Regions from separate parts of the Mus musculus genome. Here regions 2, 3, 4, 5, 6 and 7 are each linked to region 1. Evidence: chromatin loops called from intact Hi-C (ENCODE). Cell type or tissue: heart. All regions are shown on one strand. Links, peaks and the distances in the headings refer to the core of each region. The heading gives the core; the rest is flanking DNA.

What was found. Hi-C counts contacts between places; a loop is a spot of excess contacts. Peaks named below come from ENCODE experiments on the same cell type or tissue, not always from the same donor. Only the 100,000 strongest peaks of a DNase experiment are listed, where the experiment ranks them.
Region 2: it touches region 1 in a loop (6-fold over the local background); 15 of 42 quality-filtered maps call a loop at or near these places.
Region 3: a loop joins it to region 1, with 3 times the contacts of the local background. A loop is called at or near these places in 18 of 42 quality-filtered maps.
Region 4: it touches region 1 in a loop (2.7-fold over the local background); 14 of 42 quality-filtered maps call a loop at or near these places.
Region 5: it touches region 1 in a loop (3-fold over the local background); 14 of 42 quality-filtered maps call a loop at or near these places.
Region 6: a loop joins it to region 1, with 3 times the contacts of the local background. A loop is called at or near these places in 2 of 42 quality-filtered maps.
Region 7: it touches region 1 in a loop (4-fold over the local background); 21 of 42 quality-filtered maps call a loop at or near these places.

Annotation. Positions count from the first base shown.
Region 1 is chr14:21,983,852-21,988,170 of GRCm38, forward strand. It overlaps Zfp503 (zinc finger protein 503), which reads right to left. Exons shown (of 3, transcript NM_145459.3): 2 at 3,353-4,319; 3 at 111-2,665. The coding sequence starts at 3,682. The coding sequence ends at 1,037. Among named protein-coding and RNA genes, the nearest start is that of A330001L22Rik, 3.5 kb to the right of the region's middle. In heart, for the core only: CTCF peaks have their summits at 2,303, 3,974 and 4,173; DNase peaks (open chromatin) are centred at 1,140, 2,340, 3,400, 4,120 and 2 weaker places; H3K4me3 peaks cover 4,000 bases; H3K27ac peaks cover 3,438 bases; H3K27me3 peaks cover 1,102 bases.
Region 2 is chr14:23,044,538-23,048,856 of GRCm38, forward strand. All of the region lies in intron 6 of Lrmda (leucine rich melanocyte differentiation associated), which reads left to right. The region is part of intron 2 of Gm10248 (predicted gene 10248); the gene reads right to left. Among named protein-coding and RNA genes, the nearest start is that of Gm10248, 48 kb to the right of the region's middle. In heart, for the core only: a CTCF peak has its summit at 2,050 (motif pointing left); a DNase peak (open chromatin) is centred at 2,044.
Region 3 is chr14:23,398,861-23,403,179 of GRCm38, forward strand. All of the region lies in intron 19 of Kcnma1 (potassium large conductance calcium-activated channel, subfamily M, alpha member 1), which reads right to left. Among named protein-coding and RNA genes, the nearest start is that of 5430425E15Rik, 110 kb to the right of the region's middle. In heart, for the core only: a CTCF peak has its summit at 2,426 (motif pointing left); no DNase peak of the experiment used is centred there.
Region 4 is chr14:22,435,134-22,439,452 of GRCm38, forward strand. The region is part of intron 2 of Lrmda (leucine rich melanocyte differentiation associated); the gene reads left to right. Among named protein-coding and RNA genes, the nearest start is that of 4930405A10Rik, 110 kb to the right of the region's middle. In heart, for the core only: no CTCF peak of the experiment used is centred there; no DNase peak of the experiment used is centred there.
Region 5 is chr14:22,442,622-22,446,940 of GRCm38, forward strand. All of the region lies in intron 2 of Lrmda (leucine rich melanocyte differentiation associated), which reads left to right. Among named protein-coding and RNA genes, the nearest start is that of 4930405A10Rik, 98 kb to the right of the region's middle. In heart, for the core only: a CTCF peak has its summit at 2,118 (motif pointing left); a DNase peak (open chromatin) is centred at 2,940; H3K27me3 peaks cover 283 bases.
Region 6 is chr14:23,528,305-23,532,623 of GRCm38, forward strand. It overlaps Kcnma1 (potassium large conductance calcium-activated channel, subfamily M, alpha member 1), which reads right to left. Exons shown (of 28, transcript NM_001253364.1): 7 at 1,915-1,990; 8 at 46-216. Among named protein-coding and RNA genes, the nearest start is that of 5430425E15Rik, 20 kb to the left of the region's middle. In heart, for the core only: a CTCF peak has its summit at 1,646 (motif pointing left); no DNase peak of the experiment used is centred there; H3K27me3 peaks cover 458 bases.
Region 7 is chr14:22,815,510-22,819,828 of GRCm38, forward strand. All of the region lies in intron 5 of Lrmda (leucine rich melanocyte differentiation associated), which reads left to right. Among named protein-coding and RNA genes, the nearest start is that of Gm30926, 16 kb to the left of the region's middle. In heart, for the core only: a CTCF peak has its summit at 2,014 (motif pointing left); a DNase peak (open chromatin) is centred at 2,052.

The DNA.
Region 1 (4,319 bases), core at 218-4,217:
AAAGCAGTAGGAAATTCATAGCCACGATCCTGGGCTGAAGATATTAGGGAGGTCCCGGGAATCCGCAGCGGCTGAAACCGCTTTAATAAAAGGAAAAAATAAAAAGATAATAAGAAGTAAAACCTTTTAATACATCAAATATACGGAATTTTAATCTTTAAAGCGATACATTGTCTATTATTTTAGCACATGACGTAAACCTTGTCCCCTTCTCAGCGGGTGGACTTAAAAATTAAAAATAGTTAAGTGTTCCTTTTAAAGAACAAAATAAGGCAAATGAGGTTTTGGAATAGAATTGTTTTTCCTTTTTTTTTGTTTTCTTCCAGAATACATACAAAAAAATACCCATTCTCTTTCGATGGTATACACCTTAAAAATAATTGCAATTTGAAATCAGAGTTGACAAATTGTGACTTATTTTGTTTCGTCGTTTTCATTTCTTTTTTGTAACAAACATGCATGTAAATTTGAGTTTCAATCAGACATTAAATAAGAACGCACAATACAATCATAGCAATTTTAAAGTAACATTAAAGAGAAGACCCCTAATTCTGTAGCGGCTTTGTTTTTATTTATACTCTACAAGGGATCGGAGGGTTTGTTTTCCACATATTTACCCTCGAGTTTTAATTCCCCCCCTCCTCCTTTTAACCTACGGAGCTCAAACTAAATAATGCACTTTTGAACCACGGGTCCGCTTGGAGCTAACATAAATAAATACCAATGTTCACCGGCGAAGTCCTCAGATGAACACTTTTTCAATTAGTTTTCCTTCTTTTTCTATAAAAAGTCAAATGATTTTTTTTCAACTTTTATAAAGTTTGATTGGGGGAGTAGGGGTGGAGGAGAAGTTTCGCATCCAGGCTCTCTCGATCTCTGTGGTTGGGTGGATAGGTAAGATTTAAACTTTCTTTTCCCTTCCGTAGCCCGGGTCTTCTGCCCCTGCGGGTGTCAGGAACCTCGCTCGGGTCCTGCCCCTCCCTCGCTCCTCCCATCCCCCAGATCCTTCCTCTTTCCAAATTCCTCTGGGCCGCCCTCACTGATACCCCAGTGCGGAGGCAGTGGTCAGTCTCTGTCCGTAGAGGGCATAAGGGGAGTAGTATGGTCCGGTGGCGGCAGGCACCGGCACTGGGGCACCGGGCGTGGGGAGCGGGCTCTTGGAATACGGGTGGTAGCGGCTGCTGAGTCCCAGTGCGTGGTGGGGGCTGCGCAGCGCCAGAGTCCCTGGGCTGCCCGGTGCGCCCGACGTGGGGATGTGCATGTGACAAGCCATGGCTGCTGCTGCGGCGCTGGCGAGAGACGAAGAACTGGGGTAGCCCGACAGCAGTTTGTCTGTCCCTGGGAAGGCCGTATGGGTCCGCAAGTGGCTCAGCAGCTCTTCGGAAGTGGCGAAGCGCTTGTCGCACGGCCCATTAGCAGACACCCAGTTGCAGATGTGGGGGAGCGGGTCGTTAGGGAGCATGAAACCGTAGGGGTAGAGGGGGTGGCCGGCTAGGGAGGGTGGTGTGGCGCCCGCAGCGGCCGCAGCCGTCAGCGAGGAGTGAACGCCGTGCAGTGGGTGCGTGGGGTATACTAGCGGGTATCCCGATTTGAGCGCTGCTGCTGCAGCGGCCGGATCATGAGCGCACGAGGCGCTGGCGGCTGCAGCCCCGGCCAAGTGGCTGGCGCAGTGGTAGCTGAGGCAGTATGGGTCCCGGCACAAACTAGCTGTCATCACTGATGGAGGCGACGCCCCGGCCAGAGGACTCGAACCCGCTGGCTTACTGCAGCCAAGAGAGCCGGCTGCGGCCGCTGCCAGCTGAGCCCCTACCAGGCTGCCAGGTTTAGTGGGGTCGAGTGCCACACCGTGTGGCAAGAACTGGGGCGGGTAGCCAGCGTAGGCCCCAGCCAGGCTGCCTGGGTAGGTCATGCCCGCAGGGGGTAGAGGGAACACTGTCTGGCCCGGTTTGTAGGGAGATACCGGGGCCACCAGACCGGAGCCCAAAACCGACGACGAGGTGGGCGCGCTGGGGCCCGAACCCGAGCTTGAGCTGGAAGAGCCGCCACAGTCCGAGCCTAGAGCCTTGCCTCCTGGACCCCCTTCCGAGTGCTGGTTCACGTCCACGTTAATTCCGCCGCCGCAGCTAATCCGGCCGTGCCCCAGCCCGGCGGGTACCCCGTCTGCCGAGGCGCCCCCGGAGCCTTTGCTGCTGCCACCGCCGCCAGCTTCCGGATCTTTCTTGTCGTCCTTGCCCTCCGGGCCACCCCCGGCGGAGGGCAGCATGCCTCCCGGCGAACAGGCCGAGGCGCTGGAGCTGGGACTGCCTGTCCTGGGCGTAAATGGCTGGCAGGTGGCGCTCGGTACCCGGAATCCTGACTTCTCTGCAGCAACACCCCCGCCGCCGCCCCCGCCGCCGCCGCCTCCGCCGCCGCCTCCCGGCTCCTTCTTATCTGAACCGGGTTTGGAGTAAGGCTTGAAACTCGACTTGTCCTCCACGCCGATGTCGCTCAGCTTCAAGGGGCCCGACTTGGCGTCCTTGTCGCCCCCAGCTCCGTTGCCTGCACCACCCGCGCCGCCGCCGTTGGAGGCGACCGAGGAGAGTTTGGAAGAAGGCGAAGGGTCCGGCTTCCCTATCTGCGAACATGTTTGAGCCAGCAGCGCCAGTGGGCTCTTCTTGGCGTCCAGCTGCGGAGTCAGATGGGGAGGGGTTCACACAGAGAAAGAGAGAAACCCTTTAGAAACCTGCACTTAGGGTTCTAGTGCCCTTCGTAACAGCCCGCGAAAAGCATTTCAACTTCCAGGCGCAATTCTAAGTGGCACCCCACTCCGTATCCTTGGGAAAGATGCCAGAACCCCCTGGTCGCTCTAGGATCCTTCCTGAATTCTTTAAGTCACTACTTAGATTTGGAAACAATCTCTCGCAAATGTTTTGGTTTTCATCCCTTTAGATCCAGAATTGTACCCTCTTCCCCAGCACACACTCCTTGATTCTAAAGTGTGAGTGCTTGAGTGGTTGGCGCCTCCGAGGCTGTGTAAATATACTAGCTTCTGAGGAAGGCGACTTTGGAACAGTATACAGGCCCTTGTCCGCCTAGGGGCCGATGGGGGAGGGCTAGGTACATAGGGACTTTAATACAAAAAGGAGACAAGTTTGTGTGGCTTTGCCCCTTAGAATTTGCACCCAATTTCATCTCGTTGCTCTCTACTGACTAAGGTTGAGGAAGTACTGTCCTTTCCTCCCATCCTGGAGCTGAATCACTTCGACTGCCCCCACCCCCACTCCGAGAGCCCCAGATCCCAGGGGGGAAAGAAACCCCACAGGAAGGCAGCCCTGGTAGGGGACTCAGCTTGACCCCGAGAGAAGGTCCTTACCTCGATGGGGCTGACGGGCGTGGAAGGCAGGGGTTGCAAATACTCTGGGTGCAAAATGTGGCCAGTCCGTGCCGTCAGCATCTTCAGCACCTTGATGGGCAGGCGGTTAGCCTGGCGCAGGGGGTCAGAGGGGGGCACAGCGTGCACAAAAGGCTTGGTGCTGCCGGCCGGGGAGGAGCCTGGGCCGTGGCCGGAGCAATTTCCAGAAAGCGCGCTGGTCCAGGCAGGGTCCGCGCTGCCGCCGCCGCTGCCGCCGCCGCCGCCGCCGCCGCCGCCGCCGCCGCTGTGCTTACTGCTTCTTAGGGCAGAAAGCGAGGGCGCTGTGCTCATGACCCACCCGCGCGCATGGGAGCAGCGGGGGGAGGGCTCCGAGATGCGCGGGGCGGGCTCGGGGCTGCGCGCTCGCCCGGGGAGCGGGAGCAGCTGGAGGAGGAGCTGGCGCGGCGGACGCGGGAGCCCCGCGCGCTTTCTCGCCGCCGGGAGCCAGAAGCGAATAATCCTGGGTGGCCCGCAGCGGAGCCGTGATGGGGCTAGAAGAGCAGGACAGACTGCGGGAGTGTCCCCGCGGTGCGCGGTGTCTGCCTCGGGCTGCGCCCTGCGCTGCGCTCTCCCGGCCCCGAGCCGGCGCTGCGCTCTGCGATGTGTGTCGCTGCTTGTCCAGCCCGGGCTCTGGCGAGGAAACTCACTTCAAAAGCAGCTGCACCGAGGGGGAGATTAAAGCCTTTGCCGCCTTCCAATCAAATGGGAGCCCGAGGTGATTGGAGGGTCAAGGGGATGTGACGCGTCCCGCGCCGCCGCCACCGCCAGGAATCTCAGAGCTGGTTTTAATGGGCAGCTCCCTCTTCGCCGCCCCTCGGCTTGTCCCCTCCCTCGATTTCGCTACCCGGACGAGATGGACATTTATTCTACGTTTGTCATCTACCGCCTTCCTTCTTTTTTCTCTTCGTCGTTCTTCGTTTTCCCAGCA
Region 2 (4,319 bases), core at 105-4,104, 1.1 Mb after region 1:
CACTAAAATAAAACCCCAAAATGGGAGAAAGCTTGAATGTCCAAATATTGTGCATCTTTTTTTTTTTCTTATTTCAGTGCTGAAGTTTGAACTAAGGGCCTGATACTGTGCTAGACAAGAGCTGTCCCTCGCTTCAGTCAGTCATTACTTATCTGTTTTAGGTGCCATTTGTTTTCTGGCTGCTCTTGGGAAGCAAATAAAACTTCTATTTACTAGAGTGCAATACAGTAAGATCTTCAACTAGCCAGATTCTTTGTGTCTCTAACTTTAAATATGAATAAAAATGAGGGCATTTACTTTACCAAAGAAAAGGGCAGGGTGGGGAGGGGCCTTTAGGTTGTTCTAGAACAGACTTTCTTAAAGATCATTCTGCAACATTATCTGGGAATTTTCCAAAAGAAACAAATTTCTCGTCCCAGACTCAGACCCACTAAATTGGAAGTTTTGGGGATGGTCCCCATGGAGAGAAAGTCAAGGAGAACCAGTTCCTAGGGAGAGGACACCCAACTCTTTGGCATGTCAAATGTATGGGCTCCGAAGCACCCTTAGGCCATTGTGCTCAGTCCACAAATATCAACTTAGATATGGGGAGACGTCTCAGTGGGAAGCAAACCTGAGGAGTCATGTTCCATCTCTTAAGACAAGCATGCGTGATAAAGCCAGGCATATTGCTATGTACTTATCACCCCAGCCTAGAGAGTCCTGGAAACCCACTGTAGCTGAATGGGTAATCTGTAACCCCCCCCCAAAAGGCTGTCTTAAAAGATAGAATAAATTGAAAAAATGACAGATGAGGCTGCCTTCTGACTTCCATCACCAGTCTATACAAATTATTTGTTGAACACCTAAGATGTAGCTTGGGCTTGGTGGTGTGTGTGTGAATCTGCTGTCTGAACCCTTCTGAAGTCTGTGCAGAGGAAGGATGCTGTGTTTCTGAGTAGCATTCACTTCTCCCACCCCCACCCCCACCCCCATCTTACTTCCTGATTGTGTCATCCTCACTGGTAACCCTCAACTGCAGCCACTCTGGCAAATCTAGTGAGACTGTTGCTTTTATGGGTGAGAGAGAACTCAAAGTTTCCACTTAATCATGAGATAATAATCTAATTAATTAACTGGGCCCCACCTTTCCTTTGTGGCTGCTTTGTCACACGACTGTTACATTGAGAGAATGCCTAGAAAGAGGGCAGGAGCCCTGTCCTGCTTGCTAGGGCTTCTGCTGCACTCTGCGCTGTGTTACTTGGGGTGGAGGGAGAAGAACCAAGTAACTGGTTTTTGTCATCTTGGGTTGAATCCTCTCAATTATTTTCATTCCATGTGATTTTAGTTTAGAATGCCATTTCCTGGACTTTAAAACCAGGTTGGGCTTAATATCTGTGGAAGCTGCACATACCAATGTCTCTTAGAGTATGGGAGGTCACTCGGTTGCTGTTCTCAGTGTGAGTGATGACTCTGGACTAGATATTCTGAGAAGGGACGGAAGACACTCATTGGGTTTTAAGCAAGAAAAACCTGCCTTTAAAAAAGCAGCAGCCATGATTTCTGTGTATTGACCCAATGGTCACTTGAGTCAAAAAATAAAAATAACTTAAAATATGCTCCCAGAGAATGGTAACTCCACGCCAATGGATGTCACTTTTCTTTGGGGGAGTGCCCATGGTACAAGTGCTTTTTGTTTCCTTTTTCTAAGAGAGGATCTGTTTTTATTGGTTTGCATGCTTCTTTATATTTGTGCAGGTAGTATTTAAAAACAAAAAACAAATCCAAAACCAAAGCCCTGAGCTAAAACTAACCATGGCTGGTAAGGAAGACTAGTCCCCTGAAACGGAGGCAGAAGGAACCTAAATGTGTCATAGAGAGGGGGGCCTTTGGTAGCCTCAGTCCCAGATAGCCTTCAGCTCAGATTGGGTAAACATGACATATTGATCATTACAGAACGTGTAATTGGTGACCACAAGCACAGTGTGGCTTTAATGGCCTTCCCTGAATAGTTGCCCTTATTTATTTAAAGAAAGCCGTGGCTGTTTCCTAACTGCATGCTGCCCTCTAGTGGCTACGATTCTGACTTCAAAAGATGAAGTGGAAAGGATAAATACAGAGATATTGGGAGTGGTGGAGGGGGTGTGATTGTGTCTCTGTCTCTGTCTCCCTTCCTTCCTCCCTCTACTTTTCTTTCACCCCTCTACTTCTCTCTCCCTTTCCCTCTCTTTCCCCCTTCTTCCCCTCTGTACTTTCCTCACACACACCCTCTGGCCCCTGTCTCCTTTCTGAAAGATTTCTTCGTTCTCTTGAAACAGAAACATGAAGTCTTCCCACATGAGCACTGTCCATTTTGAATGACAGCCAGGGTGAGATCCATCCAGGAGCTGCTGGAAAGGCACCTGATGAACTACACTTGATTTGCATCCCATCTTAGCGTGCACCTTGGAATCTAGCCCTTCTCACATCCATTATGCCCCTCTTGCTGGCCCACTCTACAGCTCCTTTTGCCCTCCGTGAAGAAGCAGCAAAGGATGAGCCAGTGTCCTGTTGGTGGTGATCTTTGAAGTTCTCGGGAGGCCCTTGTGCCTGTGAAGAAGACTGAACAAATAAATAATACACCTGAAAAATAAGCTATAAAAGCAGAACTTAGCATTATGTGTCTGACTAAAGAGTTCAGGGAAGGACAAAGTAATGCTAACAGCTGGGCGTAAGTAAACTGCTCTTTCGGACATCAGGAAGAAGGGTGTTCTCTGCTCTCATTTTTTATTTGGGACAGAACAGAACTGACAATGCAAAGGCAAATAAGTAAACAAACAAAGCTTGGCCCAGCAAGATTTACAAACTTATTTCTGAAGAGGGAGGGGACTTGTTCAAGCAAGGAAAGTAGATTTGGTCTCTTATTTCTACCATATCTCATTCTGATCAAAATTCTGTGAGTGGAGGTGAGAGATAGATGCTGGCTCCGAGGGTCTTTCATAGAGGGCCTGCTCATATTGCAAACAAATTGGAAAGGACATGTGAGCAAAGGCCCAGTGGCTCTCCTAACTAGGATTCTTAGTGGATACATGTTCTGTGATGGTTCAGAAGGTCTGGAGTATCTTTCACCTGGCCATGATATCCGTGGGCTCAAGGAGAGACAGCAGGGATGGTGCCTGGGCGTCTGATCAATGGACAAGGATGTCTAAAACTTGCATACACAAAGGGAAAACTGGTCTTGCTATGTAGAAAAAGTGTGTGTTTGTGTGTGTGTGTGTGTGTGTGTCCTCCTGTCCTCCCTTTCCTAACTCCTTTTCCTCCTAAGATGACAAGCCTCATTTCAACTGCCCTGGGAGCCCAGAGCATATTTCCTACAGACTCTGCTTTATGACATGTCAACCTGTCTGCTCACTCTCACCCTGAGTTGTCCAGCCTCCCTGGTCTGGAGGCAAGGATGCTTGCCCGTCACAGTCACCTCACTACAGTTAGAGCCTTTCCCCCTGGTGTTGTGCTTCCTTCAGATACAGGGTGAGGCCTGACATGGCCCAGCATCCGGCTGAGCAGGCTTCACAATCTAGACTCTCAAGGGATAGTTATGAACCACCCTTCAGGCCATCTCAGTGTTTGAGCACTGAGGCCAAGCACACATTTCTCTAAGTTTAATCTGAGAGGCTCTTTGTCTGCATCCTAACCTTTGAATTAATGGCCATATTGTGAGATCTGACTCTGTGTTCACTGTGTTTACAGAAAGCATCCTGTCATAACCCCATAACTTGAATCTTGTTTTACATCTAGAATGTCCACATTGGGCTCCAGGTGCTAAGAAACAAATAAAAGCTGTCCTTTAATTTATGATAAGCATTGCCAGTAGAAATAATCAGCCCGAGGAAGAACTGGCATCAATGGAACCTTGAATCTAATATGATTTGTCATAGATAAAAACACTGACCCGCGATTTACATCCCAAGATCTCGAATTCATAGGGTGGGATTAACCTTGGTAGAAATAATGAAAAAAATAAAATGAAATCAGCCAGAGATAAACATGGTAAAATGTGACCAAACTTTCCCAGACAGCTCAACCTCTCCTGCTGTAATTCAACAACACACAAATTTACTCTGGGAAATGGGGCTCTTACCACTAAATGATGGCAGAAAAGATAAGACGTCACTGGACTATATTCATAGTTTGCAAAAGCCGGTAGAGGAATATTACATGGGAATGAAGTCATACTCTTCTGAAAGTAGAAAGGAGAATATTAAGAACAGAAAATATTTGACTTGGTATTTAAGAAGCAAGTAAGGAGTTAAACTGTCAAAACAGAACTGTGCATAACTGGCACCTTCTCAAAGGAAAATTAC
Region 3 (4,319 bases), core at 73-4,072, 1.4 Mb after region 1:
AAAAAAAAAAAAGACTGCTGTGCCAGGGAAAATCTGATTTGCTTTGGCGATTAAAGTTCTGGCTTCCAAGGAAATGAACCAGGGAAATTTGTAGAATGCCAATGTTTGAGTCTCATGCCTGTCTATTCAACCAAAACCTTGGGAAAACTGGGCTGAGGATGAAGTTCAAGAGTAGAATAACTGTCTAGCAAACACGAGTTCCTAGGTTCAATTCCCAACATTCTATACATACATGCATACATATATACATACATGAATGAATGAAGCAATAAATAAGTAAATAAAGTAATAATTAAATGAAACCTCAGGACTTTGCTTTTTCTTGTACTTTCCTTTTAAATCTCCAAAAGACATCAAAAAAATGAGAATGACAAGTTAAGCTAGATAAACAAGACAGATTTACCCTCAAATATGTAATACACAAGTTATATAAACCTAGCCATACAAAAGAATTATATGACAATGTCACATCAGAGATCAATACACACCCCAGACAGTCAGTCTTACCCAGTGGGACCTTCACAGAAAATAAGTTTAGAGACAAGAATGAGATGGGAAGACATACCAGCCTGGGTTTCTGTGTGCCCAAAGATCATGGTCCTCTGCGGATACACACAGTTGAGAATAATGTAGAAATGGGCAATAATAAAGTGTGGAGAGACCAGAGGGTGGAAGCAACGAGTAAAGCAAAGACCTTGAAAATACTAATATAAGGATTCTAAGAGGATCACTGTGAATGGAACAACCAGGGTACCTGAGCACACAGCTAAAGAGTCTTGGATAGATACATGCTATAAAACTTCACATCCCGAATGACAGACTTTGGACAATACCTGAGCAAGTCAGATCATCTTAAACTTTTTTCCCCTTTATTCTGGTGGGTGGGAAGTAAACTCGTTGGAGAAAATGATGAAACCCTGCCTAGCTCAGCCCAATTTCCTTCAGGCTGCTACAAAGTTACACTTATAACTTTGTCCAAGATAAGACATATTAGAAGCGCATACAACCTAAGTGCAGGGGTCTGCCATGGACATTTCTTATCCCGAGCAGGGGAACTGATGGCAAGATAAAGTTACTGAACCTCTTGGAGAAGGGTTCTGTGGGTTATAGGAAGCTGATGTCTTACTGAGTGATCAACCTATCCTTGACTCTCAGCTTGTTGTTTCCTGTCGTCTGGGCAGAGATCTGGAAGGGAGGCCAGCAGGGACCAGCTTTTACTGAAAACTAATGACAATTGTTTTCTGAAAAGTCATTGTCAACAAAATCAGTTCTTGGAAGTAGAGTCCTGGACAGGGAACTGCTTCCCCACCATGTGCTGTGTGGTTTGGTCGGATTAATAACACTTTGTAAACCACACAGGCAAGGCAAAGAGTGTCCAGCACTGGCCAGCGCCCACCACTTATACCTGGAAGTTTCAAAAGCCCAGCACAGAAATGTCCTAATGGACGCTCAAAGTTAATGAATTAAAATTATTATTCATTTACAACATAAGTAAAGTATATCTTCCAAGTTACTAACAGGTAGAATACTAAAGAAAATAGGTAAATTATTCTCTCAATAAAAATGTCTGTCTCGTAAACAAGGCAGTATTTATCACATGTTGTACTTTTCTTTTTCTTTCTTTCTTTTTTTTTTTTTAAAGATGTATCTTTGGTTTAAAAAATAAATTTGAAAATAGGCTATACATATAGATAGAAGAAATAAACAGTTGTTGCCTATAGTTATGTTTTTAAAAAGTATTTAATATTTATTTTGGTAGTCTTATTTGGCTCATTGATAATGCCCAGGTTGAAAAACAAATCACTTTTTCTAAAAATAATTTTACTGAAATCTAAAACAAGACATAAAAATAAACCCTTATGCCATGTGTCAGGACTGACTTCTGGCCCCATAGAGAAAAGCAACACCCATTGGTGAACATGGATTCTAACTTGGTAATTCTTTGTGAGACAGCATCAAGTTGGAATTATTTTCAGACGGATATTAATCCAGTCTATTTATTAACTTTATAAACATGCCCTCCATATCCTGATGGGTACTGTGGGAATTAACCTGTATAACCAATAGATTAAAGACATGGCCATTCCACTCAGCAACAGCGGGAGGGTGGTGGGGAGGCAACTGGAGGCTGACTCTGCTTTCTGGGTCTTTGTCTTTTAAATTCAGTGAATGTTTACTTAGCTGGAACTTTCTCCAAGTGAGCATTAGACTGGGCAAATTGGATTTAAAAGAAATATCGCAAGTTGAGAGGTGTTGTTTTAATGGATGCATATCTCTTGCAAAAAGAGTTTCAGATATCCATCTTAGAGAAATAAAGGAGAATCAAGAGAAAGAGAAAAGGCAGGAAGTGAGGCAGGAGGATAGGCATTTAGAGGCCATCTGGGAGGGAGCATTTCATTTATAGGGTTGCAGTGCCACCTTCTGGTTACTTCATATTTCAAGTCCCCCTGATCTGAGGCCATCTATCTCACAATCTAAGCCTCAATGTGCAGCTGTACAACTGCAGTTCTCCAGCGCTGTTATACGTAAGAATTTTATTGCCCGTCAGCAGATTTCTAACCCACTGGTTGAAGTTTAATAATCTTCTGTTACCTGAAGTATAGGTTATATAAAAACCTAGCATGCTAATTGTTGACAAACCAATTCTAATACACAAAGCTCTGTAACTCACCCAGTAAATACCCAAATACATCAACAGAGAGAGCTCCTTTTTGTTCTAACAGTGTGCTATTAATACAACTGATCATTTAACATGAGATTCACAACGCGCATTTCAAAATATGGAGGAATCAGGGGCAAGGCTTCCCCTTATTAACTTCTCCTTTATTTACAATTGAGAAAGAAAAGAACATTCTCTCCTCCCCCTCCCCACTCCCCCCATTTTTGGAGAACAAGTTCCTTGACCACAATGCCATTTGGGAAATATGTTGATATAGCAAAGTCTGAATTATAAATACCTTATAGGCGTTTATATAAATACCTTCCATCTATAAGATGTTATATGGTTTTGCATGGTGATGAGGAAGTTGTGGGGAAGATATGTCACCGATACTGTGGGCAGAGAAACACTACCTGTCATTTTCTCTGGGGGGGGGGGGGAGATCACCGAGACGACGTGATAGCAAAGGAACACAATAAAGAGGAGAAGCCGGGATGTGATAGTGTGTCTGATTATATCTGCAAAGGAAACTGTGAAATAAATTAACACCAAGTACCCATGAGATGCGGATGGTAGCTCCACAGCCAGCAGTTGCTGTGCATCAGGGGAGGTTTCTGTTCAGTAGTAAGAGAACTAAAGTGCAGGTAGGCTGTGAATCTGGTGGTGATAACTAATGGCCACGCCACTTAAGACTCGGATTAGATCTCTAACAGGGGGAAAAATAAGAATAATAAAAGACTCTAAAGGACAGAAGAATGCAATAGGGTTTGTATTTTCACTCAGAAAATATAAACCCCAAATGGGATCAAAGGGGCCCAAGAAATGAAAAATGACAATTCCTCTGTCGACCCTGATCTTATCTCAAGCCACACTATCACATGATAATGCTCTGGGGTTTAGGGGAGGGCAGAACTGTTCTTTGGGTGCCAAGGAAGCAGAAGAACATTATGACCCACTCGGCCGAGAGAAACACACTCTAATTTCAAAAAGTTATTGAGATTTAATCTCTAAGAACTGCAAAAATAGCTCAGGCAACAACCAAAAGGGTGGCTCTCAACACCTATATGAGTCTTTGTGGGTAGGGAAGTATATTGGAAAGGCAAGATTTCAGTACTTCCAGGAAGATGTCATGCTGAGGTCCTCCCAATCCAGACTTCAGCTTCCTAACACAAACACGCTGATTTTATCTACCGATTATTCCTCCTTGATTTAGCATTGAAACACCTTAATTGCGTTCCTTTGCTATCACGTCTCGGTGATCTTCCCTACCCCACCCCCAGAAAAAATGACAGGTAGTGTTTCTCTGCCCACAGCATCAGTGACATATCTTCCCCACAACTTCCTCATCACCATGTAAAACAATATAACATCTTATAGATGGAAGGTATTTATAATTCAGACTTTGCCATATCAACATTAAAAGCAATGGTGTCTGTCTAAAAAATTGCTTTACATCCTCCCCATGATCTGAGTAAGACACTTGGATCAAGAGGATCAAGGGTCGGAGGACCTCACTTGAGCACATAGTCGCTCCCACCAGCTACATGGGAATTTGGCCAGGAAGATCATAAACATTGGGAAATGGTGGCATTTGTCTGCCACATGCCCTGGCAATACAGAGTTACCATTGGAGTTCCCAGAAGGGGTGGAAAAATAGAAA
Region 4 (4,319 bases), core at 153-4,152, 450 kb after region 1:
AATAGAGGTAGCATGCAAGCCCACCTGCTCTGTTTACTTGAGCAGCTGGTCTCGCAGACCGTTACTGTGTAGTTGCTATTTATCCTATCATATCCCAGGACCTTGGGTATCTAACAGCTAAGAATATCCACCTCGCCAGAGAGGTCATGATTTCTCCTAGACCTTTCTAGCTATGGCCAGTGGTTGTAGCACCCTGGACTTAGATAGGAATGGGCAAGTGATGGATGTTTTGGTATCCAGTATAACCTAGTCTCTCCAAAACACTCATTCTGTGGGGGTGAGGACAAGGTCCAGAAAATGGTCTTGGGCCTCATCTTCCTCTCCAGTTGACTCCACTCCAGTGAAGGAATGTTCTCTGGGGAGCAATATGCAAATCCACATCAGGCCCAGAAGAAAAATATTTCTGGACAGAGCCCTCTGTCTTCATTTGCATGCATGTCGGTGGATGATGTTATTTACATTGCTGAGACAGAACAGTAGTTTTCCAGCTTTGATGTGTGTGAGTCTGGGAGACTAGAGTCTGAGCTCTTCCTTGGAGAAAACAAATACTTTTGTGTTGATTTCAATGAGATATAAATCATAGCCAGGAAGTTTACAGTCGAGTAAGAATGATATAATTACTGATTGTATACCAAAAGGGGACATATTTATGAAACAACTTGGAACTGCCTGTAATCCCTTTGCGTATTTTCAATAACTAATTGCTATGTCATTGTGGCACATTTGCACCACGAGAGAGTTAAGTCTGTCAAATGTTTCCCTCTCAAACCCCTGTTTTAAGGGGTTTCTAACTGGGCCATAAAACTGTGCTCATGTTAGGGCTGACTTGGTGGCAGTCTGTGCCGGGAACACTTGGTTTGAGTGGTGCCAGTCAGAGTTAAATTACAGGCTGGGAAAAAGGAAACAAATTTTTTAAAAAGGAGGTGTTTATGGTTCCCAGCTCCCCCTAAGTACCTCTTGAGGATCAAAATAGCCTCTTTAAAATAAATGCAGGCCATTAGTCCACAACTGCGGAAGCCCCTTTGAGGCTGGACTGGAAGGAGGGGAGGAGGGGCCTGGGCAAGAAGAGGCTGCCATGGGCGATTTTCAGTCCTGCATGAACAAGGGTCCTCCCTCATGCCATGGTCCCTAACCCCAGCAGTTCATATGTACATCCATCTGGATTCAAAGTGGCCATTTCTGTCAGGCCAAGGGGACTGTACAGCAGCTCCAGTCTGATCCTGAATGTATGTCCAAGCATGCATGCTGTGTGCACATGTACATGTAGCCATGAGAGGAGACAGGATTACATGTCTCTTTGTATGCCAGGCTTTGGGGGATTCCCCTGTCTCTGCCTCCCATCTCATCACAGGAGTGCTGGGATTATACACCTATGTCACCATAGCTATCTTGACTTGGCTTCTGGAGATCTGGGTTAAATATTCATGTTTTCAAAGAAAGCCTCTCTCCTCACAGAGTCCCCTCTACATCTCCTGGATCATACAAGGAATTTGGGTTCTTGGACTATGTCATCTTCCCTGGAATGAAATTGAGAGGAAACCAGTGTGAGCCACTGACTCTACAGATATAGCTGGGACCTTACTGGTCCCAGAGTAGCCTCTGTCTTCAGACCTGTTATTAGTGGACACGAGGTAGAGCATCCTTGCTCCTTCAACCTCAGTTCAGAGTCCCTGTCTGCCTTTATACTTCACTCATGGTTTAATCTCTCTCTCTCTCTCTCTCTCTCTCTCTCTCTCCCTCTCTCTCTCTCTCTTTCTCTCTCCCTCTCTCCCTCTCCCTCTCTCCCTCTCTCTCTCTCTCAAGCTAATTGCATTGGTTTCTCCGAAAGGCATCTCTTTTAACAATACACCCTGACAGTGAAAACAAATCCATGCTTGACTTATTTCATTTATTTCTGCCATGCCGATCTAAGTGAGGATGAAGCCATTCTGGAGAAGAGGACATGTGTGCATCTCTGTCACATCTTTTATCATCACAACTGCTTTCCCAAATAATACAACTTGTGACAAATGCGAACATTAATTACAGTTAACAAAGGAATGTCATGTGAGTGTTCATTGGGGGAAAGAAAAAAAAAGCCAATCAACAAGATTACATCTTGCAGCAAGCTTCAAGTCAAAGTGCAAAAGTCAGAAATCAAATACCATCCGTTATCAAATTATGTTAATGATTCTAATGAAAGATGTGTTGCTGTAACGGCAACTAATAGAACAGGAGAAAATGTTGGCTGTGAATTAATTAGAACCGACTGCAGAAGTTTTCTTTTCATTTAGTTATTATTTAAATATCAACCATCTGCTTTTGAACCTGAGGTTTGCGTGCCAGGTCCACTTCTTCTCTCCCGTGTCTTCAGCTAGCCACTTTCCAACATTGTCACCAGCCCCAGGGGAGTGACCGAGGCTGACAACTAATAAACTCATGTAGAGATTGGAAGTAGAGATCCATACATAGATCCATCCTTGACAGTGGTGGGACTCTGGCCTACAGTCCAAATAAGATCCCCTTCTGAAGTTCTGTTGCCCTTGTCTTTATGGATCCAGCTCCATTCTCCATTTCCATAGGCCTCCACACAGACACCCAGCTTTCTCAGTCACCCACCACTTATAACTGCAATCCAGCTGTCCCTCCAGTATATACAGTGTATGAGAGCCATCGCTCTGTTCAGAAACAGGGCCAAGAAAGAGGCCCTGGAAGAGGTCCTTTGTAGGCCCTGGAGCTCAGAATCTTTGGAGAACAGAGTGGAAGAGCTATTTCCCCACACTGGAGTTTTAAGGCTTGGGAATAGGCTGGAGGTTGGAAGTGTCGTTGGATGCTGGACTCATTAATCTATAAACATGGACCAGTACTGAGGCCTAGAGTGAAAGCTTAGGTTACCTGGGTCTCGAGCTTCATTAAATGTGCACATCTTTTTCTTTTGAGCATTTAAGTGTGCATGGGTAGAACACTCTTTCATGGAAGTCTACTTCTGTGTATCATCCACCCCTCCTTTCTCTGTTCAGTGCTCACTGGGCACGTATTGTGCTAAGCTCTGGGGATACAGAGAAGAAATAAGCTAAGGCCTCTGCCTTCAAGGATCTCACAGGCCTTTCAGTCTGCAGTTTAATGAGACGGCTGTATGGACCTCTGTCCAGAGTTCTAAGCCTTCTGAGTCTGTCTTGCATCCTGTTGTGTATTTTCCCTGCAGCCTATCATGGAAGGAGCTATCCCAGATTATGTAGGGGAGAAGTGAGGGATACAAACCCAGAGCTTAGAGGTCGGCTCTGTAAGTTATCTAGAACTGCTGTGAGGCCTCCCACTCTCCTATTGGCTAGCTGGAGAGATACTCCTTCGGAGTATATATCAGAGACAAATTAAATGGGGCTTCACAAAGAGGAAATGGTTAGGGAAAGAGTCTGGATCAAGAGGGTCTGTTTTAAGTGGTACCTTCAAGGCAGCCCCCTGTCTACCCTGGGGCCTACTTATGGGGGTTCTTCCTTAGAAAGGAATCATGTTAAAGTCAATGCGTCTTTGGCTGGGAGTGTGGCTCAGTTGGCAGGGTGCTTTCCTGGTATGCTCAAAGTCCCAGGTTTGACCCCTAGCACTGCATAAATCAATGGTAGCTGGTACACACTTGTAGTCCCAGAACTTGGGAGGTGGAGGCAGGACGGTCAGAAGTTTAAGGTCATCTGCAGCTGCATAGTTAGTTCAAGATCAGCCTGGGCTAACGAGGTTGTCTAAAATAACAAAACCAAACAAAATAAAACAAACAAACAATAAAACAAAAACAAACAAAAACCAACCAACAAACAAAAAGCTACATAATGCTCCCATGTTAAAATTCTTCTCTTTTTCAAGTCATTGAAGGCTTTTCCTAAAACTTTGACTATGGAAGGAAGGTTTTGTCACAGAGCAGACTTTGACAGGGCTTTTGCTCTTAGCAAACAATCCTCCTATGTGGATACTGAGCACCGGCTGGCCTTGCAGCCCTGGCTCCAGGGTGTTGGGAGACCCATCAGGCTGTGTTGAATTTTCTTCGCTGGCTAAATTGGTACATTAGGACAAAAACGATTTCCACATTTGCATAGTTGATTTCATTACTATCGCCATTATTGATGCCCAGCTCCTCTGAAAGAAAGGAGCCATAAAAGCAAATAAAATCACTTTGCGATTCTATTATTGGATAAATTACCACATTACTGCCTGCGTTTTAGGGCTAAAGCCATTCTCCACATTTGCATAGTTTATTTCATTATCATTATTAATAACAACAACAATAATAATGATGATGGCTAGGATCCTTGAGTGAAAGGAACTAGAAAAACCGCCGAAATCCTCAAGAA
Region 5 (4,319 bases), core at 226-4,225, 460 kb after region 1:
TGTGTTTAAATGCCTGTCTGTCCTTGTTAATTGGAAGTGCACATATTGGGAAATTAACTATGAAATACTAAAAATGATAAATTATTCCTTATTTGAAAGTATAAATTAAAGGTTTAGTGTATATAAAATTTGTCATGTTTAATTGCAAGTTCAATTAAAATTCAGGGTAATGATGATTTATACAAGTTTCTGTGTAATTTGATATTCATTAGCTTAGCCAGACACATGCTGATATTAGCTCGTTAATTATGTTTCCTTTTGTTGAAGGCAGCCTTGTGAAAGCAATCTGCTCAAAGTTTTCTAAACTCATTCTGCTAAATGAATATTTGGCAGCTGTTCATGTTATTGAGATGGTCACTGCGGCTTCATTTCACTCGTAGGCCGCATCAATCATACCTTCCCTGTGACAAACAAGGGGTTCTCGTTACAAACCCATTTATGAAGGTTATGGCTGACATTAAAGACTGATTGCCTGGTACTGACTGTGGGGATACTTTACAGCAAGAGTGGAACTGCCACTAATAGCCACACCTCCTACCTGGTCAGAGGTTTAAAATGCCCTGCAAGAGAAGGGCAGGATTGCCACAGTGACCTGAGTTCTCTTGTCAATGCCATTGCTTGGACTTGGCAAGGAGAAATTGGGTCTCAGAATCCCCTCTGGGAGCAGGGAGCTAGTGTCACCTTGATTCTCCTGAAGCATGCCAAACAGGTTCAAAAGTGTGAGCCCTGGGGTATGCCAAGGATAAGTAGCTCTCTTCCTTACCCGCCAGCTCTGAGTCTGACTCCTGAGGAGGGGAAAAGGGAAACATGATTTAACTAATGAGGATATTTCTAGAAGCATGGCACCCAATGGGGCCGTGAGTCAGATGAATTACCAGCTAGTATAGCAATTATCCAACAGTCCTGTGGCTCTCTTGGATTTGGAGAGGACTGTGAACCCTTTGCCAGATTTTCCATGGCTGTTATTGACTTGGATAACTGTGGAATGATGGGAATTGTGCTACCCTCATAAGGAAGAGGCTGAAGTGCGTGGACGGCTTTGTCCATTGTCATTGGTATGGATACTGGCAGCAGTCAACCTCATGGTTCTGGGCTGCCCTGTATGGTGCAGATATGGCTACAGTAAGAGTTTGGTTTTTCTTTTCTGTTCTTTTTTTAAAAGTTTTGTTTATTTATGTATATGAGCACACCATAGCTGTCTTCAGACACACCAGAAGAAGACAATGGATCCCATTACGTATGGTTGTGAGCCACCATGTGGTTGCTGGGAATTGAACTCAGGTCCTCTGTAAGAACAATCAGTGTTCTTTCCAGCCCTGAGTTCTTTTTTATTTTCTAGTATGGCATTTGTTTTCGTGTTGCTTTTATTTCTGCCAAGGGCCATATCATTGGTTAAGCCAGACTATTGGTAAATGCTAAGAATTTCGATCTAAGGTTGATCAGGCATTTCGTCAGTTATTTGGCATTTAGCTTATGATGATAAAATACAAGAAAATTCTTATAGGGAAATTTCAGTTTTTGCATATCTGCAGTTCTGTTTACATATTTTTGCATTTTCAGGGGATGGAAGTGGTCTCCACGCTCAGCGCTGTTTTTCCTTTTAAGTGCTGTCTCTTTTCGATACCTTCAGGCTCACCCTTCACCAAGCTTGTCATCTTCCCCAGGAGAAGTCTGTTGTGACGTCACAATGTAGCCCACCCACTCTCACTCCACATTCACATGAATGGCCTCGAGGGTTGCAGTGCACTATCGTTGAGGGCAGTTCTGACTTTCAACTGAAGAAGCCAAAGGGTGCAAACCATGCTCTAGCATTCGGGAACTAATAACTGACTCCGTGATTAAAACGGCAATAGATCGTTTGAAATGTCCTGCTGGCTTCCCAGCCCAGACAAGTACTTTGAATGTTTTTCTGACATTTAGGAAGAATGGCAGCTTTTCTTCCCCACTATATAGAGAAACATGCCAAACTCAAGGAAACCTCGGGTTTCCTTTTTAATCGTATTTAATTCAGGCCCAGTCCTTTATAGAGCTCAACAGTGTAACTTGGAACTTTCCAATTTTTAATTTCACCATCTTCTGTCTTTTTTAATGCATTTTGTCAGTGTGGAAAGCCCTCTGGTGGTCAGAATGATTCCTATGTGGCTCTTTTGCATGAATGGAATAAAATCAAGTTCATGGTAAAAGAGCTAGGTTCAAATCCTTCATCTCCTTTTCTTGTTTCTCATTCTACTTAAAACTATAACACACACACACAGACACACACACACACACACACACACACACACACACACACACACTTTTCATCAGAGCAGGGGATCCTGAGGCATTTTTACTCTAACAGCATCTTGGTGGAAAAATAGAATGAATGCAATTCCCTTATCGACATGCAAATCCCGTAGCAAGGATATTAGTGCTAAGTGCTGTGTCACTCATGACTAAACTTGAGCATGTGGCACAAAGGGGAATGGACATCGAGGTGATTCTCTCATTTTTTTAGAGGGGAAGATGGGGGCCCAGAGAGACATGATTTGTTCAAGATGTTGTGAACAGGGAACAGAGCCTTGAGGAGCAGCCAAGTCTCCTGTACTCATTTTTAGCCATGTGGTTTGAAGCATATCGGAGTTGAGTCATGCCCATAAATCCTTGGTCTCCCCATCAGGTCCCAAGGATGCCAGGTCTCAATAAACTCAGGCATGGAATGCTTCTCCCCAGGCAAATTTCAGTTCATACACCATTGGGTTGCTTTGTTCCTTGCTTGGAGCAAGATGACAAGTAGGCGTTTCCTGCTGTAGTTCAGAGAGTAGACTCAGTTGGCTGTGGGGGCTGAATGTGGCATGAACAGTCACCCTGAGCCACCCTCACCATCTAGAAGCACATTTTGGAAAGGGTATGCCGGACAGCACAATTCATCAAAAAGATGAATGACTGATGGGTGACCTATGTCTGGTGTCCTAGGAAGGCAGATATCTCAATGATGCAGAGCAGCTGGTCTGCTCTGAAATTGGCTGGAAAACCTGGCTTGTCCTTCCCTTGCCTGATGCCGTTGCTCAGGCTTACATAATTTGTCTTTGTTTGAGTCCTTGGCTATGACTGGGTCTGTAGGCACTTTCTTGGCATATCCTTTTCGTGATATGATTTCAAAGAAGCATGGGAGATATGGTGGGGTAACTGCAGCTCTCCTGGTAGATGCTTACCTCAGTTCCTAGATACAGTAGAACAGTTCCTAAATAGCAAAGACACCAGAAACTGCAGGAAAGCAAGCATATTCAGGAATGACCTAGAATCTTCTAGCATTCCTGTGCTGTTCCTCTGGTCACTGGTGCATTTTCCAGAGAGATTACTGAACCTCTTCACTGAATCCAGTGCTAAGCTTCACAAGAGCTGGGATGGGTCTGCAGTGTGTGCCTGAATAAGCATGTGCAAACTAGAGAGAGGAACAAATGAAGTGTGGGCTCAGCTCACATAGCCTGGTCCCAGCCCAGCCAGGAGGTGGGGGATTAAGTTAAACTGTGCAACCTTCTTCACTTAGCATGTGTGATTTGAATTCTTATCTACTGTGCCAGGCAGAAAATAAAAGGCAGACCCCACCTTCAAAGAACTTGAAAAATGGGTTTCTTTGTGAATACTTGCCAAGTATCTATGACAGCCCAGAATCCTGCTGGGCGCTTGAGGCAGGCAAGCAGGCTGCAGCAGAAGCTGTGGGTGTCCCTGCAGTATTGCCATTTCCAGTGCATGGCCCTAAAACTCCTTTGCCTGGAACAGGACAGGTTAGGAATGTCACTCAAGAGAAGCCTTGCCTGTGCCAGTGACAGTTTTCTGTCATGGGGTTAGCTCGGTGCCTTCTATTCAGCCTCCTGTGTCCCCTGAGCTCTAGGAAGGTCCAGCTGCCCACAGTGCTACAGAGCTTGATATTATTTGTGTGTCTTTCCTCCTTCCTCCTCCAAGGTCCTTTCTCTTGGATCTTTATTTTTATCATACATGCTAAGGTATGTCTCACAGTCTACAAATTCCCTTGGACAGAGGCTGGTCCTGATAGATGCTGAGGAGTTCAGGGGTGAAGGAACAAAGTGGAACATCTTTTGCACATAGGATCTTGGAAGGCTGCTTGGAAGAGGATACATCAGAACTAGGATCTAAACATGGCTAAGGTTTTTGCTAGGAAGCTGTGGAAAGGGAGGGCTTTCAGGGACAGCTTTTGTAAAAGTCTGTTAGCAGAAGCTGGAGGCACAACAGTTGGAAAAATTTAAGTATCTGCCATGATTCAGGGTCTGTGGGGGAAGAGGTTCAGGAATGGAAGAGCAAGGTATATATGTGACAAT
Region 6 (4,319 bases), core at 90-4,089, 1.5 Mb after region 1:
ATAATCATTAAAATAGATACAATAAGAAAGAGGGCTTTTTTTTACCAGTCCCCCGAGGATGAAGAAGACCATGAAGAGGCGTCCAAGTGTGGTTTTTGCATAAACGTCCCCATAACCCACTGTAGACATTGTGACCATGAGTAAGTAGACACATTCCCAGTACGTAAGTGCCTGGTTGTTTTGGAAATTTTCCCATGGGTCCCCTGAATTCTCCACCTACAGCAAGGGAGGGGGGAGGGAGAGAAAAGAAAGCCATCAGATGTTCATATGTACAGTATATGCAAACCAGGATGCCCAGAGCTCCTGAAAGTTGTTTTTTACATACGCTTCATATTCGCAGTACAGAATAGATGATTCTCATTGCTAGTCACTAAGGCATGATTCACCAGAAACCCCAGGGGGTATCAGGACAGGGATGAGGAGGAGCAGCGCTGGTGTGCTTTCCTACGCATCGCTGATGCTTGATACACTTTACAGCATCTCTTTAAGGCAGGTGCTAGATGCTTCCTTCTGCCAGTCCCTTGGGGATTCCTGCTGAGACTCTAGACTTTCCTTTCATTCGTGTAACTAAGAACACCAGACCCAACATCTTTGGGACACATCTACAGCCTGAATCCAAAGCATCATCTCTGCTTCTGGGACTGCTTGTCTTTCTTCACCAGAGCCCACCAGCAATTCTGAGCTCCGAGGTTTGGAAATTTCCTCCGAAACAAGAGAAGTGACCTCTTGGAAACTGCAGACACATGCACACACACACACACACACACACACACACACACACACACCATCAGAGAAATGGCTGCAGACGTCTTCAAAATGGCCCTTGAGCCAATAGTTTCTGCTTGTGCTGCAGAGTTCCTGAGGTCTGCGCAGATGCTCAGTTCTGTGAGCTTGGCTGAAGCCCAGCAGGGAGCAAAGAGTGGGGGCTACAGCAGGATTTGGGGAACCTGAGCCCAGAACTGGCAATTGGCTTCAGAAGGAACTGAATGATAAAAGGTGAAGGTTGACTAGTTACACAGGGACTGGAGACGTGGCTCAATGGTTAGGAACCATTGTTCTTGCAGAAGGACTGGAATTCAATTTCCAGCATTCACTTCTAGAGAGCCTAAAGCCCTCTGCTTCCCTCCAGGGGTACATCCACACATGTGCACATATCCCTACAGTAAAACACAGGCATACACATAATTAAAATATGTATAGGACTCTTGCAAAATCCACAATTATCTTGTTTAGCAGATGGAAACAAAGTCACTTATGCTAAGTTTTATAGTCTGGTGGGGGCTTCTTCTGATTGTAACAGTTTATGTGCAGATGAAATGTACATTTCATAGTAACTATTCTCTCTGAAAGCAGGCTAGAGAACTCTGCCTTGGGGAGGTAGGAAAGGTTTGACTTGGTAATAGCATTCAAAGAGTCATTAGTTTTTAAAAACAAAAAAACAAAAACAAAACCATTTGGGGGTTTTGAAACGACTTGAGAAGTCATCTAGCAAGACAGTCAAAAGCAGCTTTTTTGTGCGAGAGAAGTAGGGACAGATCCCAGGATTTGCATTTGTTGTTTACAAAGAGCTGTTGAAGTTCAAACTTTCAGTATAGGTGCCAGACTTTTCCTGGGCGTTTGCTGTGGAAGCACTGCCATCTTGTGGCCTTCTGAGGTTATTGCATACAGAGTGAAAAACTAGGCAAGTCTCCCTGAAGCAATACAGGTGAAGCTGAAAGATGTCGGTTGGTCCTAGGAACATTACTCACTATTTGGAACCAGTTTGAGGGGTGGAAGTTAAGGGTAGGGAATTCTGAAAATTGAGTAGCTTGTCCCACTTTCCTGTATGTACAGCTAAACTTGTCTCTTTCCAAGAAAACAAATGTTAAGTAATAAAACGGCCTAGCAAGGGCCTGCTCCATGCCAGCTACTTACCAAGTGGATGAATCCAGCTGCAGTCAGCCACGTGCTGATAAATATGGAGAGCAGATTCACCAGCTTGATGGAGTTACTGTACAAAGGAGACAAGAAGAGTCCCAAAGTTACAGAGAGAAGACCCGTATGGAACTGCCCGATGGTGTCACAGTCTCCCTTCTGGGGCAGAAGCAGGCTGCTGTCATCATAAGGAAATTTGACTCAGGGGAGAAACATTGGTCAGGAATGAGGCTCTCAACAGAGTCTGTAGGAAAATCACAGCCAGACCCTACATTAACCCCTCAAACGTTGCTAAAACTTAACTTGTCTAAAACAAAACCCTTCAAATATATATTAAAAAGAAACCAGAGAGAAGAGTAAATAAAATTTGTGTATCCTTCACCTAAATTGACATTTCCCCATGACTTCATCATCTCTGCAAGTATGTCTTATTTTCTTCAGTGTGATAATTCTTTCTGGTTGTATTTGTTTTGTTTGAGCCATTGTGTTGTGGACATCACCGCCCAACCTCTAATCACCGCGGCATTCTGCTCCGAAGAGCAGACACCATGCAGTAGAATCTGGACACATCTGTATATCAGAAAACGAACTGAATTCAGCAATGCGATCTAGCATACAATCCCAATTTAAATGCCAGTTGTCCTGAAGTTATATTTAATGGTGTTTCCATCACGTTCATCTTGCAGAAAAGAACTCTGTCTCCCACCTCCTGTTCTCCCATTCCCGGCCCTATGCAGCCTGTGGTGCTTTGAATAGGTATGGCCCCCATACATTCATGTGTTTGAATGCTTGGCCCAGAGGAAGCACTATTAGGAGGTGTGGCCTTGTTGAAGTGGGTGTGGTTTTGTTGGAGAAAGTGTGCCGCTGTAGGGGTGAGCTTTGAGATCTCATATGCTCCAGCTATGCCCAGTGTGGTACACAGTCACTTCTACTGCCTGTGGATCAAGACGTACAACTCTCAGCCCATTCACCAGCACCACATCTGCCCGCAGGCTGCCATGCTTCCCACCATGATGATAATGGACTGAACGTCTGAACTTTAAGGCAGCCCCAATTAAATGTTTTCCTCTATAAGGGTTACTGCCGTCAGAATATCTCTTCACAGCAACAGAAACCCTAAGACACAACCCCCGCAGAAGCTAATCCTTCTCTTTGGGTAATCCATCTATGGTAACACTGCCCTCTTTCTGCCTATTTCTTTCTCTTGGGTAATATATTATCTACTTTCTAATGGCTTAGAAGGTTAACAATGGTGACATCTGAGACTTTCACAGTATGTACGCAGTGCACCCACACACCATCATGCTGATGTTTGATGTATACTGACTAATTTCTCATAGGATCCTTCAAGATCATCTGGGGGAACTGGGAAACTGACAAGTTTAGTTCAGTAGGCCCCACAGTTGGAGATGGAAATGTGGCCATTTCAGCCACTTTCAGATCTATTACTGCACAGCCACAGTGTCATGTCAGTGGCATTGATGGCTGCTAGCTTTTGGATCCTGAGCATACCGCTAAAAGGGCAGGATGGAGGCTGTTGTTGCTCAGCCTGGGGAATTCGTAAGGGAGGCCTCCTAACAAAGGCTGCGATCATGTTTCCTGGGTGGAGCATGAGGAATGGAGCTTTCTCTGCTTGTATTTATATAACTGAAGAGAGGAATCCAAGTTCCCGGTTTGCCTGGCATTGATTCTGACAGTTCAGGACAAGAATGAGTAAACACTTCCAAAGTTGTGGGTGAAACTAGCCTTTTGAGGTGTGTGGGATGACATCCTCGGGGTTGGAAACCATATGCCAGCAAAACAGCAGACTGTCCATCCTGGGCATCTTGGTCCTCGCCAGGATCACCCACCATTTGTGGTCCCTGAGGACTGCTGGGGCTTTTTGATGTACTAAGTATTTGCTTGCGTCCTCCCCCTCTTCACTCTTTCTGCTAATGCAGGTGGTAGGTGAGAACACCACTGTCACTCACTATTGAGGAAACCGAGCATTAGGGGGTGTAGATAGCTTGCCTGGGAATCACAGCTACAAGTGGCAGGCCTCATCTAAGTAGCTTGGGAACACACTATAGGAAGCCTCAGGGATCCTCTTTTCCCTTACCCTGTAGTTTGCCCATCATCACTTCCTAACGACCAATCTCCCCACAGCTACTGACATGGGAGACCAAGGTGTCCACCAAGGACTTCCTTTACTAAATAATCCAGTGGAATTCAGCCAACATCAACATCAGCCAACAGAGAAGCCTGCCAGAGTTTTCAGGAACTTTGTGGAAGAGAGTTCTAATCCATCTCAGATACAATCCTTGAGAAGACCTCCAGAGAACAAACCCAAAAGAGATGAAGAGAGGAGCAGAATCTTAAGGAGGGAAGCTGACAGCCTGAGTGCAGATATGCCAAAAGTCTGTCAC
Region 7 (4,319 bases), core at 235-4,234, 830 kb after region 1:
CATACACATATCCTATGCAACCCCTTATAACAGAGCGAACATGACAGTTTATTTGCAGTGTCCTGTATGTAGTAATGGTTTCCTAACTAGTCGGACACTCAAGCAAAGATGCCTTGTACCTTAGTCACTTTTTTTATTTTAAATTCATGTGGTTATTTTTTATTGCACTTAGTTCTGTGTCACATAGGCCATTTCTGTGGAAGTGGATGACGCACACTGAGCACACCCCCTTTCTCACATCGATCCTCCCCTTGGTCTGTTGCACTAGTGAGTTTCTCTTGTACTTGCACACCATCTGTACATATATGATTGTCTGTATCTTTACAAACCTTGCGATCCACAAAGAAGAGAAAACATGCAGTACGTATCTTTCTGAGGCTGACTTATTCACTTACTGTAGCTACTTCAGTTGCATCCATTTCCCGGTTAATGGTGTAACTTCATCCTTTTTTAATGGCTTGAAATGTTCCATTGTGCAAGTGCTCCATGCTTTCTTCCTCTGTTCCTCTGCTGTTGGACAGATAGGTAGTTCCCATAACTTAGCTACTGTGAGTAATGCCACAGCAAGCACTGATGTGTAAGTGTCTGGATAATAAGTTTTTAATTCTTAAAAAATTGTATTCATTGGTGCATGTGGCTGTGTGTGTGTGTGTGTGTGTGTGTGTGTGTGTGTGTGTGTGTGTGATGTACATGTTTGAACATGTATCTTGCTGTGTACACCTGGACCAGAAAACAACTTGTAGCAGTGAGTTCTCTCCTCCCACCATGAGGGTCCCTCTGGATATTGAATTCAGTGTGTCTAGCTCAACAGCCAGCACCTTTACCCACTGAGCTGAGTCACCACCACCCACGGTGATAAGTCTTTTCACATAGAACTCACTCTGTAGCTAAGACTAGCCTTGAACTTTTAACAACCCCCTTCCAAAACTTTACCAAAGTTGGGTTTGTAAGCAGGAGCCACTATACCCAGCCACATTCACATTTAAATGGAACCTTTAAGATTTTCCTTCCTCATATAAAGATTGGGTTAACAATTTCAGGTTGGCCTGGCAAGACAGCTCAGTGTGGAGAGCACTTGCTACTCTTGAAAAGGCTCCTGCTTCATTTCCAGAGCCTCTGTCTGGTAGCCTACAACTACCCGTAATTTCAGCTTTGAGAAATGCAGTGTCCTCTTTTTCTCTCTGTGTGCACAGACATGGCATACATTCACACACACACACACACACACACACACACACACACACACAATATTTAAAAATAGACTAAGAGGCCATTAAGATTGTCCTTATCTGTTTAGATTTCTGTTTCATATTGATAACTTTCTGTGCATTTGAAAGTTTGAATTATCTCATTTAAAAAGCTTCCCAGAGACTCAAGAGATGGGTCAGGGGTTAAGGGCACTTATTGCCACTGCAGAGGACCTGGGTTCAGTTACCAGCACCCACCTGGCTGCTCTCAGCCACATGTTAACTCCAATTCCATGGAATCGGATGCACTCTCTTGGACTCCATAGGCTCCTACTCATACATGGTGTACATAAACCCATAAAGGCTCACACACACATATACAAATACATAAAAACATAAGTATTTAAAAATAAATACATTAAAAAGTTCCTAACCATAATAACTTTGAACCTCCAAAGAATGAAGTCTGAAATATAAATATGTTTAAATGAAATTGATAATAATTTTTTTCTCCTCTAATATCATGTTTACTTCATTCTAATTTACTACCAAACTTATATTTTGCAAAAGAGCTTTGAATACACAATTATTTCATACAAGGTGCAGCAGGTTGTCTCATTAAGCTTGCAGAGAATCAGGCCCCGTGTGATCCCCAGAAATATTCTTGCATCGATCCCTCATTAAAATGGCTCTTCTAAATTGTCTCCAATTTATCAATAGACATAAAAAAACTGAGCAGAATATGTAGGGAGGGCAAGATGACCTCAGACTTGAAGCTGAGCCAGCTGTGGCCTGTGCTCAGGGCTGTTCTGCCACCTGTTGGTTTTGTTCATGCATAGCAGGGCATTGCTGTCCATCACCATGGTCCATAACCCCCTGTGACCTCTGCCCCAGTTCATCACCCCCAAGAGAAAAGGAGAGGCCTTTGAGAGTTCCAGCCGCCCTACTTCCTCCATCATTCATTGCCTTGGCCACATGGTCCTTCTGTGATGCTGAAAATATATGGCTGAGCACATTAAGGATAGCACAAGCCCTTCCCTTCTTCTGGATTATTTCAGTTTCCTGTCATAAGGAAACCCAAGAAGATGTGTCCTCAGCGGATTGCATGTGACAGCGTCTGCTTCTATCTCAGGAATCTGAGGCATGATGGATAAACTGTCAGCTTTGAAGGATGATGTTTTCTCCATATTTCCATTATGAACCGGGCTGTCATCTCCTAATAAATTTCGTGCATTGGTATCAATTTATTTTTACAAGCAGAGGGCCTGATGTATTTGGGAAAGGCTCTGACAGCAGATCTGGCCCAGCTTGACAAGGCTGCTTCACCTCATTTTGGAAAACTACTTTGGTTCCAAGGACAGAACTTGACCCTCAGCCCTTGAGAAGGGGGGAAAAATAAAAATAAAAACCTCTGTGAGAGGAAGAAGGACACATGAGACAAGTTCCTCCTTTTAAGCCAAAATAAATCAAGCCTGTAGGACTACCATGACATAATATTATTTCCACGACAGCCCTACAAAACCAGATGGAAAATGCCATTGGCAGTGATTTGCTGAAGATGGCTAATCCCTTGCAGTTACACAGTGCATCTGTAGACTGATTTTGGTTATCACTTAGGGCCTCAGAGTTCAGTAAGTGAGATGTACGGTGCATGAAAGCACATTCATTGAGTAGGCACTTACACACACTGCAGGTGGATGCTGGGAAGGGTGAGAAGAGCTGTGCATGTTTGTCTCTTAAGAAGCTTAGAGTCAAGTTGTAAGGGTATGAAATTAGAGGAACACAAAGAAACCGTAGTTAATATGTTATAAGTGGTAGGAAAGATCAGTGTCTCCTTTGATACTAACTAATGAGGGTCTGCGTTCATTGTGCTAGTCCAGGCAGGGGCTATTGGAGGAACACTGCCTGGATTTCTGGCTCAGCTCCAGCGCTCCTGGTAACTCAAGAACCGGAATGAGGTCTTACTCCAATTTCTTAACTTGGTTGGTTTTCAGCTTCCTCTTCTATAAAACCAAACTGGGAGTTGTAACTGTAGGGTACTGCTGGAGACTGAGTGAGTTAATAAATACTTGGAAAGTGATAAACACAGTTATAGGCACAAAGTAGCCAGAAATGTTTACTGTATCTTGGTCTCCTCCTCCTCCTCCTGCTCTTCTTTTTCCTTCTGCTTATAACTATTGTTACCATTGTGTTTTATAGTCAAGAATAGTATGGCCTAAAGAATTTAAGTAAAAAAAAAGTAAAATCACACAGCCAAAAAGATCCTATCTCTAAATCTTGGAAACATTGAGCAGAGAAAATGAGGAAAACAATACACAAATTTTGGAACTGTCAAAGGTGGAATCCTTGAAGCTTAATTAGGTTGTTATTGTTGTGTTTTTTCTTGGGCCAGAAAATAACCCCTTTCCTTCACAACTTCAAACATGCTCCCTATGTTGTTACTGGTTAAAAGACTATATATATATATATATATATATATATATATATATATATATATATATAGTGTGTGTGTGTGTGTGTGTGTGTGTTGGATATATGTTTGGCAAGGCCTCTGTATAAAATGTATGAATATGTCATACATATACATAAATTATTATATATTAATTTACCTTATAGATATATAGAACATAGTTGGTAGAAGTTAAGCAAGCGTATATAATCTCCCAAATTTTTATCCAGCTGCTTGATTCTCTCAGACATTTAGAATGATTTGGGCCCAACTCTGGTATCTGCTGCCTGTATCTGTGGTTGTAATTGATAACAAGAGTACCTCTGACAGGAGTGCAGGCTGCTGTTTGTCCCTTTATCTTAATGAGCACATCACAACTTTAGTCATTCATCAATGCCAGCAGCTACTTTACCCAGTTGGAAACGGCTTTTGTATATCAGATGGCTATTTCTTCAGATTTTTGTATTATTCATAATTAATGGATATAGATACAGAACCCTATTGTGTTTAATCTGCATCATTAATATTTCCTCCACTACCTTCTTAAATTTAGCAAAACAGCAGGCCTATACATCAAACCCTAATCTGCACCATTTGGAAATTCTACCATCAACCCCACTCTGAGACACCAAAGTGATGTCACCAGAGAACTGGGAAGAGATGGAATATCCGGTAGCTGCAAT